2 separate regions of the Homo sapiens genome follow, and region 2 is linked to region 1. Evidence: chromatin loops called from intact Hi-C (ENCODE). Cell type or tissue: psoas muscle. All regions are shown on one strand.

Region 1 (5,000 bases):
TGAAGAAAAGTGATTATTATACATTTTTGGTCATGAAATTTTGTTTGATAAAACTCTGCTTTGCTTTGGAATTGTATGCCAAGCTGGGTGTAAATATTGTACTTAGGAACCCCATACTTCTTTTTCTTTTTTCTTGTTTTTCCTCCTCTTTTCACTGTAATTATCAACCTTAGTCACTAATTCTGGAATTGAGGTAATAGATCCTGGGCTTTGTTTTTCCTGTTTACTTTGAAATGCAAGATGTTATGTGAACATTCTCCAAATAGAATTATTTTATATCACAGTCTTTGATCCTGTCAGTCTGTATTTAAAAAGCATAGGTTATTTAACTGATACGCTGAAAGAAGTGAAAATTGGTAATCATTGATTCTGGATTAATTTATAGTGATTTTCCATAGAATGTCTGACAATTTAAAATAATATTCATTAAAAATAATATTTATCCATGTTCCATGGCTGTTTGTAAAAATAATAAATAATATCTTAAATTATTTTTTAAAGAGGAAACCTGGAAAAAGTGTCGATTTCAGCATCCATCAACTATGCATATATTGCAACCCATGGATATTCATGTTGAGTTGGCTAAGGCCATGGTAGAAAAAGACATTAGAATGGCCAGGTAATGTATAAACTTCTTTTATATTAGAAAATCAACAGGTGAAATATGTCTGCATCAGTTGCTAGAATTTAAGGAAGCAAAGATAGATTTCTGTGGGAGACAGCAAAAATGATTATTCCAATTTGCAGCAGAAATACATTTTTAAGAAAATGTATATTTGAATTATACATCAACACTTATTTCAGAAATATTTGGACTTTTACATTCTGTAAAAGTTGATGGTTCATGTTTTTGAATGAATCGAATCCAATGCTTAATATCAACAAAATAAAATCTTCGAACACATTAGAGGCTCTTTTGATAATGAAATCCCATATAATCCTGAGAAAAATCAAAGGACATAAAAATAGAAAATTAATTTTGAATTTAAGTAGACAGTTATGAAATGTTTATACTGTTTTTAAAAAACAGCTATATTGAAATATAATTGATGTTCAATAAGCTGCATCCATTTAAAGTTTACAGTTTGATAAATATTGCCTTAGCTATATAGCCGTGAAACCATCATCATGGTTAAGACAATGAACACACCATCTCCAAAAGTGTCCTTGTTCCCCCTTTGTATTCCTTTCTTTCCTTCCCTACTTAAATTTCTCTTCCCCCAGTCCCTGGACAACATTGGTCTGCTTTCTGACACTATAGATTTGTTAGAATTTTCTAGAATTTTATATAAATAGAATGTTAGACTTTTAACTTTTTTGTTTAACATCTTTAATTCAACATAATTAATTTAAGATTCATTCATGTTGTATGTATCAGTTTATTGATACCCTTTATTCAGCATAATTAATTTGAGATTCATTCATGTTGTATGTATCAGTCGTTCACTGATACCCTTTATCAGGTGGATGTTAAACCAACTTTTCATTACCGATTAACCTCACTTGGTAATGATGAACATCCCTAATCCAAAGACCAAAAATTTGAAATGCTCCAAAATTTGAAACTTTTTGAGAGTCAACATGATGACACATGTGGAAAATTCTGCACATAAGTTCTTAACACAAGCTTCGTTTCTTGCACAAAATTATTAAAAATTTTGTATAAAATTACCTTCAAACTGTGTGTACAAGGTATGAATGAAACATAAATCAGTTTCATGTTTAGACTTGGGTCCTATCTGCAGGATATCTCATTATGTAATACAAATATTCCCAAATCTTAAATACTTCTTGCCCCATTTCTGATACTCAACCCATATGTATTATTTTTAAAAATATTTTTGGACTTGTTTTGCCAAAATTTTGTTACAAAGTTTTATATTTGTGTTAGTGAGGGATATTGGTCTTTGCTTTTCTTGTTTTGGTATCAGGATAATGATGTTGGCCTCATGCATTGAGTTTTCTGGAAGATACTGTGTAGAACTAGTATTATTTCTTCCTAAAATGCTAGGTAGAATTCACCAGTAAAGTCGTCTGGTCCTGGAGTTTTCATTTTGAGAGGTATTTAACTACAAATTCATGTTTTTTCATAGATATAGGGCTAGATTATCTATTCTTCTGTATGATCTGTATGTTCCAAGTGTTTTGAGTTTGTGTGTTTTAAGGAATTTGTCCATCTTAGTTGTTGAATGTATTGGCATAAAACTGTTCATAATGCTTTCCTCTTACCTATTTAATACACGAAGAATCTGTAGTGATGTTATTTCTTTTAGTCCTGATGTTAGTAATTTGTGCCTTTTCTATTTTTCTCCTGATCACTGTGATCAGAGGTTTATCAATTTTGTTGATCTTCTGGGAGAACCAGCTATTGGTTTCCATTATCTTCTCTCTTTTGATTCTTTTTTTTCCTGATTTCCTCTCTGATATTTATTATTTCTTTCTTTTACTTACTTTGGATTTCGTTTGCTTTTCAGTCCTAGTTTCTTAAGGTAGAAGCTGAGGTCACTGATTTGAGACCTTAGTTTTTTTCCAATATAGGCATTTAGTGCTTTATATTTCCCTCTCTACAGTGCTTTACTGTACCCCAGTGTGGCATCCAGCAATTAGGCATCTGTCAGCTTGAGCTGTTCACAGCTTAGTCAGGAAGCCAAAGATAAACAACAACAGCTAGAAAGAGCTTTATGACTAGCTGCCACAAGGCTATTGAGACAAATAAACCTGAGGCAATTACATTGAGTAGGGAAACAGAATAGAAGCACCTGCCAAAAAGTAAGCAACTGATAAAAGCACAGTGGTGATTCGTAGTGAGTAAAACAGATGTCCTCATGGAGCTGACATTTTAATCAGAGGAGACATAAACAAATATAAATGTGATATGTCAGGTGCTGCCAAGTGCTATATATAGAAAGAAATAAAGCAAGGCAATGGGATAGAAAGTGATGAGGTTAAATACTCTTTGATGTTTATAATAAGAATCTTTGATACCAGGAAGTAGTGTTTTGGTTTTGAAAGGTAGAGAATTGTGTTTGGAAAGATTTTCCTAAAAATTAGTTAAGTTAAAGAGATTTGGCTACTTAAGAGGGATATGTTGAAATTATCTGAAAACTTAGCTAACATAGAACTTCCCATTTCCTGACAATGTTGTCTAAATGAGGCATTAGTGTAATTAGATTAAAACATGTCAAAAGTTTAGGCATGTTTTAATCTAATTACATTAATGCAATTCTTTCCCTCGTTTGTAATGTAGAGATGCTGACTTAAAACCACTGAATTGTATTTTTAGATTTAAAGTGTCAGGAGGACTTCCTTTGATGCATGTGAGAATTTCTGACCAGAAGATGAAAGATGTGCTATATTTGATGAACAGTATACCTTTGCCACAGAAATCATCAGCCCAGTCTCCAGAGAGACAGGTAAATAGATACAATAAAATGTATAACCCTATTTTTATTGTTTTAGAGCAGTGATGAAAAGTCAGTTTCAGGGCAAGGTTTATAAGTGAAAGGACCAAAAGTACAGAAATGAAAGTAAAATGTCTTTCAAATTTATAATGTGTTTTAAATAAAGCTAGAGGGGAAAAAAACTAACAAAAACCTTCTTTAGAATCTTGCAAATAAAACAATTGATATAAAATTTTCTTATATGTTAGGCTTATAAGTTCTAGATCACTTTAATTGAAATTGATCTTTACACAGTAGAAATTTTGGATATCTACTTTGAAATGAAATTTGATAAAGCCAGCTCATGGTGATACCATGTGCCAAGGCTTTACACAGTAGAAATGTTGGATTTCTACTTTGAAATGAAATTTGATAAAGCCAGCTCATGATGATACCCTGTGCCAAGGACCTATAAAAAAGATGTACTTTAATATTGTAATAGACAGAATGTAAATGATATACAGTAATAATAGACTAACTTACTAGAGCTGGGCTTAGTTTTGCCCTTGTAGATGTGGGTGGTAGACTTAATAATTTGTAAATTCTAGCCAATTATTAGTTGATTACACAATATATCTTGTTGGAAGATTTGTATATTGTGTTATATTGTGTGTATGTGTCTTTCCATATCTCTTTATCCTCTATTACTTTTTAGTCTTCCTCTCATTTATGACATTTAATCCTGCTAAGTCATCCTTTTTAAGAAAACTTTTTGTATTCTTTGCTAGGTATCCTCAATTCCTATTATTTCAGGTGGTACAAAAGGTCTACTTGGTACTTCACTATTGCTAGACACTGTGGAATCAGGTAAGGAAAGTAAAATACTCTTTCTCTATTAAATTAAGCCTATACATTGTTATACAGAGATAACATTTTCAGAAAATAAGGGCAGTCTGAAAGTGCTGTAGTAATTTACTGGTTTTAGTTCTAGTTGTGCTACATTAGTGTGACTCTGAGTCTCTTATCCCCTTTAAGCCCAAGTTTCTGTCTTCGTTGGACAAATGAAGGGTTTTTTTTTGTAGTTGACAATGCTTACTTAAGATTCTAAATAAACTACTTTTTTTGGCCCCAATCTCTACATGAGCTTTTCTCTAACTTTGACCTAATTGATCTGTTTTAATTTTGAACTAGAATGTAAGCTTCATCAGGACAGGACCATGTCTATCGTGGTCATTCTGGTATCCTTACTGGCTGGCACAGCCTGATACGTGGTAGATAATGCCCAATAAATATTTTGTTGAATATTGAGTGAATGAACTATAGGGAAAAACAGAACCATTGAAGAAAAGAACATAGTGCTATTTGATTTCAAATGTGATTATTACATGGCAGGTTGAGTCACTTGGTAGAAGTTTAAAAAAGGCAGCTATTCTGATGCTGAATATGAAGATTATATCTAATAAATGAATTTCACTTTTTAGAGATTTAGATTTGAGTGTTTCATGCAGTTTTCAATGTACATTGTCTCAGATCAAATAAATGTCTTTTTCCTTTAGAGTCTGATGATGAGTATTTTGATGCTGAAGATGGAGAACCACAGACTTGTAAAAGTATGAAAGG
Region 2 (5,000 bases), 60 kb after region 1:
GTCCTCCGTAAGTTAGCTATGTGATTTTGGGTGAATTTCCTAACCTTTTTTTTAGCCCTGGTTTCCTCATCTGTATATCTGTAAAAACAGGAATAATAGCACCTATCTTGTAGAGTTGTCAGGAAGATTTAATGAGATGCTTTTTTTTAAGTTGTGGATCAAAACTTTATTGTCACTGTTTCCTCTTTCTGCAGATGTCAATTGTTTATCCAGCCAGCTGGAATCTTAGAGCATCAGTACAAAGAATCTACCACTTATATTTCCTGGAAGGAAGAACTTCATAGGAGCAGGGAAGTCAGATGCATGTTGCAGTGTCCATCAGTAGAAGTCAGCTTCTTACCTCTCATAGTGAATACAGTTGCTCTGCCTGATGAATTGAGCTACATATGTACACATGGGGAAGACTGGGATGTAGCTTACATTATTCATCTTTATCCTTCTCTCACTTTGCGGAATCTTCTCCCATATTCCCTAAGATATTTACTTGAGGTATGTCTCTTGCATTTTGTTTGATTTTTGTTGTTGCACAGAGTAAATTCTGATTTTGTTTTATGGTATTTTTAAGTGAGGTCAGTGTTTTATATAGCGTATGTGTAATGTGTAATGCCTTCATAATGTTAATGATAGCAAAAACTGGCATAACATTTACTATGTGCCAGGAACTGCTCTGTGTGCTTTACATGTATTAGCCTATTTACTCTTTATAATAACCTCCTGATGTAGGTACTATTATCAGGCCCATTTTACACATAAGAAAACTGAGTTGAAAATGGGTTAAGTGACTGGCTCAAGGTCCCATAGCTAGGAAGTGGTGGAGCTGGGATTTGAACCTAGGCAGTTTGGCTTTTTGATCCCTGCCTCTTTACTGTATCTTCCTTAAATTAAGAAGCATGATCGTCTGTTTATTAATTAAGTAAAATTCCATTAACTAAAAGATAGGAAAAAATGAGAAAATATTTCATCTTAAAGTTTTTATTTTAAAGTCAATATTATGATTGTTTCTTCAAGGTTCTATTGAAAATAAACCTTGGAAAATAAAAAAAATAATTACTGTCTGTCTTAAGAAGTAATAAAGATTTTCTAGTAATGGTATATGATAAATATTTTAAAATTTCTGTATGGCAGTATATTTTAAAATATGAAAATCTGGAAAGTGTTTGGAACCTACATGTTTTTTTATCTGACAATGAGCCATTCCTGAGTTGTGGAGACAAAAATTAATTAAATGAATTAAATAGTATTTATATGAGTATTTTATAAGAATTAAATAGTATTTATGTAAGGAGATTTTTAGTAAGGAAACATGGTTTATATGTTATTATTCATTTTTCAAATAATGCCACCTTACTTAGATAACTCGTCAGAGTAACTTTTTACTCTGACTAGTAAATAAGAATAATTTTCTTATTCCATTCATATGGGAACCATTAGTCATGGTCTATAATTAGAGGATAAAACTGAAGGCCAGGCAGTTAAGTGGCTCATTTAATGACATAGCTCTAATGGACAACAGCCAGGCTTCCTGAATCTAGTCTTTGACTCTTGATATAGACCTGATTTTTTCACAAAACTGATGGCTATTAGCCTCCTAATGGCCAAAGTCAGTTTCTGCCTGTGGCTATGGTGTAGCGTTTTCTTTTTAGTCCTTGGTGAGTACTGGACATTTGTAATATGTAAGCATGGTACTTCACAGAAGACTTAGCAGTTTACATGCATCTGGTAGTTTATTTAGCATTTGTGAAAAATAAGAATTTTGTTATTTCAGAGTTTTTAAAAAGTTACTCAGCGAATTTTTGTTTGTTTTTAGGGAACAGCAGAAACTCATGAGCTGGCAGAAGGCAGTACTGCTGATGTTCTGCATTCGAGAATCAGTGGTGAAATAATGGAATTAGTCCTGGTGAAATACCAGGGCAAAAACTGGAATGGACATTTCCGCATACGTGATACACTACCAGAATTCTTTCCTGTGTGTTTTTCTTCTGACTCCACAGAAGTGACGACAGTCGACCTGTCAGTCCACGTCAGGAGAATTGGCAGCCGGATGGTGCTGTCTGTCTTTAGTCCCTATTGGTTAATCAACAAGACTACCCGGGTTCTCCAGTATCGTTCAGAAGATATTCATGTGAAACATCCAGCTGATTTCAGGGATATTATTTTATTTTCTTTCAAGAAGAAGAACATTTTTACTAAAAATAAGGTGTGGTTTTGTTCACATAATAAGTTAAAGCAGATAAATTCCTAATCTAGAAACTTGGGAGTCATTTGTCTTCCCTAAAACCATGCTAACCTATTTGCTAAATGCCATTGGTGTGAATTAGGTTCAAGGAGACTTAAGCGTAATCAAGTGGGATGTTAGGAACTAATAGGTTTCCTGAGACTATGAGTTGCCCTTTTCTCCAATGCCTATAGAGTTACCTCTGTTCTTGAAGTAGTAGTAGTAGTAGTAGTAGTATAGTAGATAGAATAGCTTGAATTTATGTACTTTACCAGTGATGAAATGGCATTTCTAAAGATGTAACCATTGAATTTGGCATATATTAGTTGAGCCTTCCTATGTGTGAAGCACTCAGGCAGGCCTTTGGGAGAGAAACCTAATGCCTAAGCCTCATCCTTTATGCTCTGGTCTCTTCTTTCCTCTTCAGGCTCACATTTTGGTATCCCTCACCACACATTTCCCCAAGGACTCACCTCTAGGCTTTTGTATATGCTGCACCCTTTGCCTACAGTGCCTCTTCCCCTGTTTTTTTTCTGTCTTCTTCATCGTTCCTGATATCTGCTGTTCATCCTTTGGCATTCTGCTCAAGCCTGATATATATGAAGATTTTCTAACCATTTAAAATGGGCCTAGACATCCCATCCGTGTTTGTACAGGAGTAGTGGTTCTCAAATTTCAGTGTACATTATTAGAAACACCTAAAGGTTTTTTTTTTTTTTTTTTTTTTTTTTTTTTTAAGGCAGAGTTTTGGCCAGGCTCGGTGGCTTATGCCTGTAAATCCCAGCCAGCACTTTGCGAGGCTGAGGCTGGTGGATCACCTGAGGTCAGGAGTTTGAGACCAGCCTGGCCAACCTGGTGAAACCCCGTCTCTACTAAAAATACAAAAATTAGCTGGGCGTGGTGGCAGATGCCTGTAATCTCAGCTACTCGGGTGGCTGAGGCAGGAGAATCACTTGAACCCGGGAGGCAGAGGTTGCAGTCAGCTCTGCACTGCACCATTGCACTCCAGCCTGGGCGATAGAGTGAGACCCCATCTCAAAAAAAAGAAACATAGTTTTGTTCTTGTTGCCCAGGCTGGAGTGCAGTGGTGTGGTCTTGGCTCACTGCAACCTCCGCCTCCCGGGTTCAAGCGATTCTCCTGCCTCAACCTCCCAAGTAGCTAGGATTACAGGTGCCTGCCGCCACACAGTGCTAATTTTTGTATTTTTAGTAGAGATGGGATTTCACCATGTTGGCCAGTCTGGTCTCGAACTCCTGACCTTAGGTGATCTGCCAGCCTCGGCCTCTCAAAATGCTGGGATTACAGGTGTGAGCCACCACGCATGGCACCTGAAGGGTTTTAAACACTGATGGCTGGGTCCTGTCTGTAGAGTTTGATTCAGTAGGTCTGGGTATGGTTTGAGAATTTGCATTTCCAACAGGTGATGCTTTGGCAACTCCACTCTCTTTGAGTGTTGATTAACACATGGTATTGTAATTGCTTGTATATGTGTCTGACCTCTAGTTGTCCTCAAGTTTTTTACAAACTAATTGGGTGGGTGAAGGTGAGATTAATACAAGGGCACAATTTGATCTCTTCTATAAAACTTTATCTAAATCCCAGAACCAGAAGTAAACTATTTATCCTCTCACCTCTATAGCATTTTTTGCCTCTTGTATGGTTCTTATCCCATTGAGTCTTGTATCATAATTTTTCGTATGTATTTCCTAATCTCTCTGTCTAGTTGGAAGCTCATCGAAGACAGGAACTGTGTCCTGCTGTCTTCCATTCTGCCTGTCACAATGTCTTTAATGTAGTGTCTGCTGAACAATGTTGAAGACATAAATTCTCTTTATGCTAAGACTTTAAAAATTTGTTAGCTCTATGTCATAAGTCTATCACTGGAAAACATCGTTTTGCATTATAATTCTTTTTAAAAACAATACATAATCTCATTGGTATCTAGATTTACTATACTCATTGCATAGGTGAATGAGAAAGTCAGAACTTTCTCATTCAAACTTTCTCAGGAAGTTTTTGTTTTGTTGTTCCCTAGAGTTTTTTGTGGTTCTGTTACCTGTTTGCAATATGGCTTTGATTATATATTTCTGTGTCCCACGGTACTAAAGAAATTTCTAGTAGTCCAGCAACTTTCTCTCAAATAAAATTATTATAGTGTTTTAGATTTCTTATATGACGATATGTGCTCTCTGGTATAGGTACAATTAAAAATTTCAACCAGTGCCTGGTCCAGTAGTTTCTCATTGGATACAGTGGGAAGTTATGGGTGTGTGAAGTGTCCTGCCAACAATATGGAGTACCTGGTAAGATTCTGCTTCCTTATTTACCTTTGATTCCGTTCACCTTTGCTACAGTTCAACAAACAAGTTGGAATAAACATATGTGTGCATGTGTCTTTATAGCAGCATGATTTATAGTCCTTTGGGTATATACCCAGTAATGGGATGGCTGGGTCAAATGGTATTTCTAGTTCTAGATCCCTGAGGAATCGCCACACTGACTTCCACAATGGTTGAACTAGTTTACAGTCCCACCAACAGTGTAAAAGTGTTCCTATTTCTCCACATCCTCTCCAGCACCTGTTGTTTCCTGACTTTTTAATGATCGCCATTCTAACTGGTGTGAGATGGTATCTCATTGTGGTTTTGATTTGCATTTCTCTGATGGCCGGTGATGGTGAGCATTTTTTCATGTGTACTATCGCAAGGACAAAAAACCAAACACCGCATGTTCTCACTCATAGGTAGGAATTGAACAATGAGAACACATGGACACAGGAAGGGG

The links. Peaks named below come from ENCODE experiments on the same cell type or tissue, not always from the same donor. Only the 100,000 strongest peaks of a DNase experiment are listed, where the experiment ranks them.
Region 2: a loop joins it to region 1, with 1.9 times the contacts of the local background. A loop is called at or near these places in 11 of 110 quality-filtered maps.

The regions. Positions count from the first base shown.
Region 1 is chr15:61,972,701-61,977,700 of GRCh38, reverse strand. It overlaps VPS13C (vacuolar protein sorting 13 homolog C), which reads left to right. Exons shown (of 85, transcript NM_020821.3): 24 at 502-619; 25 at 3,284-3,413; 26 at 4,169-4,247; 27 at 4,937-5,000. Among named protein-coding and RNA genes, the nearest start is that of VPS13C, 85 kb to the left of the region's middle. In psoas muscle, no CTCF peak of the experiment used is centred here; no DNase peak of the experiment used is centred here; H3K27ac peaks cover 3,410 bases.
Region 2 is chr15:61,912,830-61,917,829 of GRCh38, reverse strand. VPS13C (vacuolar protein sorting 13 homolog C) reads left to right here. Exons shown (of 85, transcript NM_020821.3): 60 at 195-489; 61 at 1,808-2,197; 62 at 4,415-4,519. Among named protein-coding and RNA genes, the nearest start is that of VPS13C, 150 kb to the left of the region's middle. In psoas muscle, no CTCF peak of the experiment used is centred here; no DNase peak of the experiment used is centred here; H3K27ac peaks cover 589 bases.